Linked DNA regions of Homo sapiens: region 2 is linked to region 1. The links are chromatin contacts, found by Hi-C in ENCODE. All regions are on one chromosome and are shown on one strand. The core of a region is the stretch at or near the end of the contact, and the rest is flanking DNA. Distances in the headings are between cores, read along the strand shown.

Evidence for each region. A loop is a pair of places that touch in the nucleus more often than their neighbours do.
Region 2: a map of astrocyte of the cerebellum shows a loop between it and region 1 (5-fold over the local background). The contact joins the enhancer-like site here to the promoter of LINC01091 in region 1. A Hi-C loop is called at or near these places in 1 of 168 maps with a recorded cell type or tissue (astrocyte of the cerebellum).

What each region holds. Positions count from the first base shown.
Region 1 is chr4:123,647,421-123,651,895 of GRCh38, forward strand. It overlaps LINC01091 (long intergenic non-protein coding RNA 1091), which reads left to right and starts at 2,571. Exons shown (of 6, transcript NR_027105.3): 1 at 2,571-2,909.
Region 2 is chr4:123,747,104-123,751,578 of GRCh38, forward strand. The region is part of intron 3 of LINC01091 (long intergenic non-protein coding RNA 1091); the gene reads left to right. Among named protein-coding and RNA genes, the nearest start is that of LINC01091, 99 kb to the left of the region's middle. RefSeq lists enhancers at 1,927-2,512, 2,513-3,096, 3,097-3,680. Within about 2 kb of position 2,473, at least 6 of the 41 ENCODE cell types and tissues checked have a DNase peak (open chromatin) inside an H3K27ac peak, as active enhancers do.

The DNA of each region.
Region 1 (4,475 bases), core at 1,321-3,820:
GTTTATTAATTCAGAACTGTTTTCTTACCCAACAAGTCCCTTCTTAAATGTCATTCAGGGAAGAAGTTTTTAAGCACTCAATATCTAAAGATAGTCTATGTCATTCTCATCATAATGTCTTAATTTCCTTTTTAGCAAATTTGACACCAGCATTTGTATTACTTGTTGATTTATTTGTATTTGACTGTCTCCCCATAGAATTTTACCTCAATCAGGATGAAGACCTTGTTTACCTTGTATATTACTGTATCCTTAGTGTAGTGTACAGTGCCATACACAGTTAAAGGCTAAAAAATACATGATGAATGAATGAATGATGAATTTACAGAGTTTGTGGTCAGACCCAAGCTTATGTAATTTTCTTGAGAGCACATAGGAAAGATATCTGGGAAATTACGTTTGTAATAAGTTCTTCTCTTGATGATAATGATGAAGACCATTGTGATGAAGATGGTAACATCAGCTGCCTTGGCAGCTGCTGTGTGGTAAACTGAAGTGAGCAGACCAAAAGAAATAAAAAGACACCGAAAGCACAACTTTAAATGATATCCTTTAATCTCTGGCTGCTGGGAAGAGCAGCCGCAGATAATCTAGTTTGTGTGCTAGGATCCCAAAAGAGCTGACAAACTATGAGCAAGATTAACTCTTAAGAAAAAAAAAGGTAAAGTCTCTGATAGCAACAGGTATTGTAAACAGTGGTCACTGTTGCTAATGAGAGAATGGGCTTGCTGTGTATCTGGGCCACAAAGACCTGTGCCTCTCCCAGGCTTCCCAGTGAGTCTTGTGAAGCGGCCCTGTCAATACTGGTCTTTTCCAAGGGGAAAATCCAGGAGATCACACTCACCCATTTCTAGCTATTTTCTTATATAGCTCTAGTTTACTAAGAAAGACATTCAGAGACATTTAGTGTAATTATTGTTACTACCTTTTCTGCCATTAAAAATTATTTTATATGACTTAAAAGTGTATACTGTGTAAATAAAACTTTTTTCCACATGTCTACGGTACCTGGCAAGTCTCAGTTCATTATTTGTTGAAATGTTCACCTTAAGCATTAGGAAATCTGCATATTTCTTGCTATTTATCCTTAAAACAGAACAAAACCTCAATTAAAAAAAAAAATTAGCTGGGTGTGGTATCTCATGCCTGTAATCCCAGGCTGAGGCAGGCATATCACTTGAACCCAGGAGTTCTAGACCAGCCTGGGCAACATAGTGAGACCCTGTCTCTACAAAAAAATACAAAAAATTACCCAGGCATGGTGGCATTTGCCTGTAATCCTAGTTACCTGGGAGATTGAGATGGGAAGATCACTTGAGCCTGGGAGGTTGAGGCAGCAGTGAGCCATGATTGCACTGCCAATGGGAGACCCTATCTCAAAAAAACTGAAAAGGATTTAGACGTGTGTGAAGTTCATTCTACAATTCAGTGTGACACTTTTATAACCAAATGAGTACCAATACCCTTATGAACACACATATATAAAGGAAAGAAAATAAAGAGAGAAAGAAAAAGAAGAAAAAGAAATGTGGTTAGAACTCCTTGTTTCATTTTACTCTGACTTGATTATTTCCCAGGCCCAAATCTAGAACTGGAAGGTGGTAGCTTATTGTATCAGAGGTTAAGCTTGTGGCTTTTATTTCCTGCTCCATCTAGAACCAAGATGTCCAAAGAGTATGTTTGGAAGGACTTTTTTTTTTTTTTAAATGATTTCTAGCTCTGTCTCTAGTCAGAGAATATGGAGGAGTTTGGGCCAACTCCAGAAAACAACTTCAATGTAGAAAACCATGGAGCGCAAGGTCCTGCTTCCATATATTTATTTTCGTGGAGCAGGTGGCAAGTTCTCAAAATAATTTTGTCTGTGAGATACAGATATTTCTGGGACATTTTCATAACCAGCTTCCTGCAGTAATTAGCTTCAGAGCTGGAGTATGCTAGAAACTACTGGGCCCTGGGCAGTGGTTAAATTAGGTGTGAACGTAAGCTGGGCTGATCTCCATTGTGTAGTTAAAAACCAAAGGTGGGCACAGAGAGAGTATTTGTTCTGCCCTTTCTTCACCCACTGCATTTTCATTTCCCCTTTCTCTACTCCAGAGGCCTAATAAAGGACTCTAATGTACGATACTCAACACAGCTTTAAAACATCCACGCAGAGTACAAAATTGTAGTAGGAATTTGGGTTTTGTTTTTCTTTTGAGTTTAATATGACTTCCTAGGTTCAGCGTATTTTGTAATATATTTCTTAAACCGCAGGATCATGAGGGCAAATTCCCTTGGGGGAAAGTGGCTCTGTGAGTTGATTAGCACCGTTTGCCTGCTTCCTAACCCTCTTCTGCTCAGGTATTAGTTGTTCAGACAGCTGAGCTTCAGCTCAGCTCTCCAGGTCCTGCGCTCCATTTTAATGCAAGCCAGTGATGCAAAGTCCCCGGCTTGGCTTGTCAGAACTTGATAGCTCTGTAAACACTGAAATCCTTGTTGCCATAACACCAGGAAAAATAATATGGGCTCCTGCATATAAATATAACGAAGGCCTTGGGGAATGGGAGCATTTCTAAATGACTTGAAGCTCTGTCACGGCATAATCTCTTATAAATAAATGTCAGTGTAGTCACTGAATGCAGACTGGATTTTTGCCTGACTACGGTGCTCAGCCTTCTAGACAATAGTTATGCTAAGGGATTATCTTTTAACATTGTGCAGTTATCTCCTTTGTTTGTTTTCTTTTTTCATTATTCACATAAGCCAAGGGAAATGAAAAGCATCTTATTTCAGGCAAAAAGGCCTGTGAATGATTAACTCTGGTTCCATGCGTTGGGACTTTGCATAGCAACCCCGTGGCTTGCAACGACAAAAAAGCTCAAGGCAGGAACAGCAGCCCAGGGACCTGAGACCAGCGTTCTCAAATGAAGGTGGTGAGAAACAGATTAAGTATAAGCATTGTGTTTATGGGTAGAATTCTCTGTAGCTGGCCCATTTAATTTGGCATTCGTTTTACTGCACTTTTCTTGGTGAAGATGTGTTTTGCTGACCTTTACTCTTGCTTTTTGAATACATTTGAGAATTCAAGTGAAACTTGGCCATGATTATGGCATAATGTGGTTTATGTCACCATATTTTATGGGTTCTCCCTAATACTATCCCAAACTGGGCTAACTCTGGCTAATTTTATATTTAAAAATGGAAATAACAGATAGCTTCATAATAGCATGCAGGTTTAATTTTAGCTCAACTAAAACTTTGTTGGTAAATTTTGGCACTCTTGAAATTATATATAACAGAAAGCATTATATGAAATAAAGATAAACAAATGGTGTGATTATGTAATTCCAATTAAAAGCCTATAAGTATGTAAAGAACCCAGATTGTACAAATATGAAATCTGAAATCAATATCAATTCCATATCCTTATATAGACATTTGGTGCTTAAACATTTATACAACAAGGTCCATTTAAAGATTCGAGTTAAAAGAGTTAGAAGAAAATGAAATATAAGCTAAGGACAGAAGAAACATTTGAGAATTTAGAAAAAAGCAGTATAGTTATAATTGAGCCAAAATATTTAGGACACTTAAATTTAGACTGCAAGTCAATCCAGATGTTTATTTATTAATGTTAATAATGTTTCCAGTGTTGTTATACAATGCTAAATCCCAGGGGTTCTGCTTCTGAGTTTAAAGACAAATGCAATGATCTTTATTCTTTTCCAGCTCTGTTTTAATTTTAGGAGCTTTTCTATAGCCATGATTTTCCCATAAATGTGTTTGCAAAATCTCGAGCAGCTCCTGATGTCTTGCAGAAAGTCTGAGTGAAACACTGCTCTAGCAAAGCTTTCCATGTTCTGCATTGCTCTTCTTGCTTCCATGGCAATAAAGAGAGAAACTTGGCATAAGAATATAATCTGTTCCTGCCTGTTTCTCATCTGAAGTCATAAACCTCTGCCATCCCACCCAAGACTAGAATTTCAGCTGGCATGAAACAGCTGTCTGCTTACAGGTTTATTCCGGTAGTAACCAAAGACAAAACTATTTTAATTGAAGGCCCTAGGCTGTTCTCCAAACCCTCACAATCTCTGGGTCATCCCCAGGAAGAAACCATTGAGGAAAAGGTACAAGTTACATTCTTTCTTATAGTTTTTGACACACTGTATATTTATGAAGTTGAGAACATTTTACCCTTCTAATTTGACTACATTGGATGCCATGGAGAAAAGGAGGGTCACAAACTCAAAAGCCCTGAGGGTTCAGGCACACAAACTAAGTCAGCAGAGAGTAGGCTGCAGTGCATGGGTGGAGTGTCCTGTCCGAAGGGGCATCTGCTACTCTGCTTCACTTATTGCTACCATGTGGGAATGTGGAGGCCCAAGTTGCTAGATATTCTGATTTGTCAATAGAAGTTCTCAGTCCTGCTTTTTATGGGAATTCTGCATAGTTTTAAATGTGGGCAATTATTCTGAATAAAAATCAAAACATTATGA
Region 2 (4,475 bases), core at 1,223-3,722, 100 kb after region 1:
TAGGCTCTCAGACTTTCATCAGCACATCACACTGCCAGGCTTCTTTCGGCTGAGCTGGTGGGGCTCCTCTGCTTCCTCCTTTCCTTGCGCTCAATCGCTGTGCTCTCATCAGCAGCTAGGAGCAGCAGTGCATTCTTTTCTTCCCTCTCGAACAGTCCCACGTTTAGTAGGAATTAATAAGAAGCTCCCCTCCATAAAAAAGTTAGAAATCCATTTCTTTTCCAAGACCCTTCTACTTCAGTTAAAGAAACTGAGATCTAGACGCAGAAGGAGGCCTGGGCTACAGACTCAGTGCTCTTTCTGCTCTATCACATTAGCTGACATCAGTGTCGCTATAAGAAACAAAAAGAATCTATTTAAAAACACAACTGATTACAGCTATTTCTGCCCCTAGAGGAGGAAAGCTCCTATGGCTGGAGATGATGGCTTTTTATTTAGAAAGTTTCCTTGTTATTGCCTTTAAATAAAAAAGGTTAGGCTTCCATTCCCTCCTCCCCTGCATATGGTGGTGCTGGAAGGTCTGAGCAGCAGGACAGCAGGCAAAGGGTTTCTAGAGACGTGCCAGCCAATGAGAAAGCCATGTGGGCTGGGGTGGTAGAGTACTTTTAAGAAGTGTCAAAATGAATATTAATGTAAAGGGCTCTGATGCCACCTCCCTTGCTGAAAAAACTTCAGTATAATCTGCTAAATAGATACTCCAATGCCTTCCTTGAGTGTTCTTTGTAGGGTAGAGGAAAGAGGGGACACAGGTACATCAGAGTCCTCATTGGAAGAGTGAAAATAGCAGCTGCTTGAGGCTAAAGTCTAGATTTCAGTGGGTACAGAAAACTTGATGTAGACTGTAGGGCATATACCACACAGATTTGCAGAGATTTTCAGAAGAGCAACAGCCTTCTTATTAGATGTGCATTTGCTGATTTGATGGAAATCTCAAGGTCACTGTAACTTCAGTTGACTTCTCCCTTACACAAAGAAGAGGCTAAAAGCCGTTATTGATTGCTCTCAAGAAATCAGAGAAGAGGCCATGGCCACTCAAATATCCTAAAAAGGCTTTTGGATTTATGGAACTGTGGAAACTAACAGTCTTTAAATATCAACTGGTCCAACCTTTGTCTACTTCCTTCTCCTTCTCATCCTTTTTGCAATAAAGGAATCAAAGACTTAGATTCAATATCCAATGTATACCAGGCCGTTGAGTAATCACAGATGCAAGACTAGAATCTGACTGTGGATTCAGAGTCAGAAGCCCTGGGTTCTGCTCCCTGCTGCATTTTCTTATTTTCTGTACCTTCTTGAACCTCAGGTCCCTCTCTGTAAAAAGAGGTAAGTAAAATCACATCTCACAGGGTTTTTGGAGGACCCTATGAGTTAATGTGGGATTTGAAAACTGTAGGAATGTTAAAACATTTTATTGTTATTATTTATGAGGTTATTTGGGTGCCAACAATTATACGAAGAGGATTATTTTGGCTTTCCTGAAATAGCAGCAGTGCTATAGTTGAAGTGACTTCACTGTTCTGCATGTCTGTGTGTGCACATGTGCAGATCCAGGCCAGGGCTAGGCAGTGAAGTTTATAGATTGTCTTTTGGGATAACGAGCTTTTGGGCTCTTGGTAGGCCTTCTAAATAATACATTGTTTTTCTTCTTTCTTTTCTTTTCACAGGAATTAGAATAATAGCTAAAATTTCTCACTTGTTTCTTAAGGAAGTTAGGAATACATCTTAATAAATCAAGAAGTTCAAACACATCATCCATAGCAACTTGAAGTAGACTCCTATTCTGTTTAACCATGCCTTTTGAGAGTCAAAATCCAGGGATGCTCCCTACAGCCAGTCTTGAAGAACAGAAGGGGAACTACATGCCACCAGGCTATGGGAGCTGTTTCAGCAGCAGATCATTACCTAATCTCTTCCTGTCTCCCCGGTAGAGCTGAACAGAGCCTGTGAGAGAAAATTCCGGATGTTAAGGGAAGGAGAAAGAGGTATAGGTGTAGGGACTAAAAGTTGATGTGGTATCATTCCTATGAAAAAAATAATCAGATTCATTTTTATATTTCCTAAGCACGCTTATATTTGGTGAAAAAAAAAGAGCATGTTAGAGACATTATTTATGATGGTCATGCCTCAAATCTTGTCTTTACTTACAGTTTCCATTTCCAAAACTCTCTTAAAGCTTCTAGTCTTTTTAAGCCTGAGTATTTTAATAGAAGTAAAGTCTCTCCTGTCAGAGTGCTATTCCCTAGACATGTTTGCCTCCAGGGTCTGAAAAGAAAGGAGTCCATTTTACACCCTGAAGCAGAGTGTACCCCTCTGTTCTCTTCAGACAGTGTGGGGAAGGATGTACCCCTTTAATCTCAAGAGGCAAGAAAATATCGAAACAGATGACTTTGGCAGGTTTGCTGAAGGCTGGCGGCAGGTTGGCCGGGCCGCAATCAGTGGCCTCCAGAGTTCAGCGTGACAGGAAGCAGGGGCTGCTGCTCTGCCTGGTCATTAGTGAGGAGCAAGAGAGCCTGATGATTAGTCCTTGCAGCACTGGAGAATGTTCCCATATCTGGCCCAGGGGACAGAGAGGTCCCAAAACATCCCAGACATTTGGTCGTCAGCGCTTTCATTCTCTCATCACTCAGGAAGTTAGAGAGAAGATAAAAACAAATTAAAGAATTTTTTTTAAAGCACTCAAGTTTTTCTTAACATTTTCCATTTCCTTTTACAACACAAGTTTTAAACCTTGTGATGAAATGCTAAGTCACAGATGTAAAGGTGTCAAGAATTATAATTGCACGTTCCACACACAACCTTAGCTCCTCTGAGCATGCAAAAAAACCAGGAATTAAATAACTTGCTGATTCAACTTTGTCAATACAATGAATCATATTAACAAAATGTTAATGAATTAGTGAACTTCCGCAAAAGGTGAAGAACAGCCATGAGCATCAGCATTATCTTGAGATGTTAGGGAGAAAGGGTGGTGGGAGGGATTGGGAGGTAGCAGCAGCACCAGCACAGAAACAAGGGCCAGAAACAGGCCTCCTGCAGGGGCAGCCACTTCCTCCTCCTGCCTGCTTAGCCCTGCTCTGCAGACACACAATAATCACCCCAGCGGGTCTAGGGATCAAATGACGGCACTGCTGAAGGATTAAGAGCAACTCTATCCTCTTGGCTTGGACTTTGGAATTTTCATTAAAATGACCTTGGGTGTGGTGAGAAAGGAATTCAGACAACAGGGATCAAGTCTTAAACATGTCACCTGGGAAAACAACCGAAGGGCCCCTTCAGAGAGAGCTTTCTTTCTGGGACTCAGGCAGAGTTGTCACACTTGTTTTCCTAAGTGTTTCTCACATGGGATTAGCCTCCAGATATGTGAAAAGTGAGGAGTTGAAGGTCTGAGGTAGGCAGAATGAGGCAAAAAATAAATTACAATGTGCTAGTGCAGGCTGGACTTCTTAACGTTCTCAAAGCTCTGTAATGTTTGACTTGTTGAGAGATTGCCCTCTTCCTCTCCTCATCTCATTGCTCTCAATGGAAGGAGCTGGGGCTCCATCTGCAATTCATGGTGGGTTATTGTAAAAAGCACTGTAGAGACTGGGTTGGCCTTATGTAGGCAGCAGCCTGTAGTCCAGCAGACGTGGATAGATGGCTGCAGGCTTGAGACTTAGGTAATTTGAGGCCGGGCATGATGGCTCACACCAGTAATCCCAGCACTTTGGGAGGCTGAGGTGGGCGGATCACGAGGTCAAGAGATCGAGACCATGCTGGCCAACATGGTGAAACCCCGTCTCTACTAAAAATACAAAAATTAGCTGGGTGTGGTGGTGCATGCCTGTAGTCCCAAGTATTTGGGAAGCTGAGGCAGGAGAATCGCTTCAACCTGAGAGGTGGAGGTTGCAGTGAGCTGAGATTCTGCCACTAGACTCCAGCCTGGCGACAGAGTGAGACTCTGCCTCAAAAAAAAAAAAAAAAAAAAAAAAAAAGTAACTGGAGAAAGGGTACAGGCCTCAGAAATTTAATATCAGAAATGGGAGGACTTGGGAGAAAAAGTAATCTGCTGATGACTACCACAAAGTATGTAAAAAGAGAATAGGTTTCTCAGTGTGGCTCCTATGTCTGTGGGCTCCTGAAGTGGGCTTAGCTGAAGTAGGAAAAATCATAGAAAGGTCCTCTTATAGCATCACTAACGAAATCAACAGATGTAGGCTAGGAAATGGCAATGACTAGACGTCAGAAAAAGGTTAGACAGTGAAGGTTCTGCTGAGACAGAACTGCAAGGAAGTTTTTTGGTCTTTGTCCATGCCCAGCAAGGTGTGGATCCTGATGTCTATCACATCTAGGATTGGCCATGCTTGGTTCTTAAACCAGTGGGGTCCAGTCTGATCATGTAAAGGACCGTCTTCTCCCATCAGTGCTTAGAGTAGTGAGGAGATGGGACCTGGTTCTGGTACTTGTGATCAGAGTGCCGGCAATTAAATTTGGCCCTT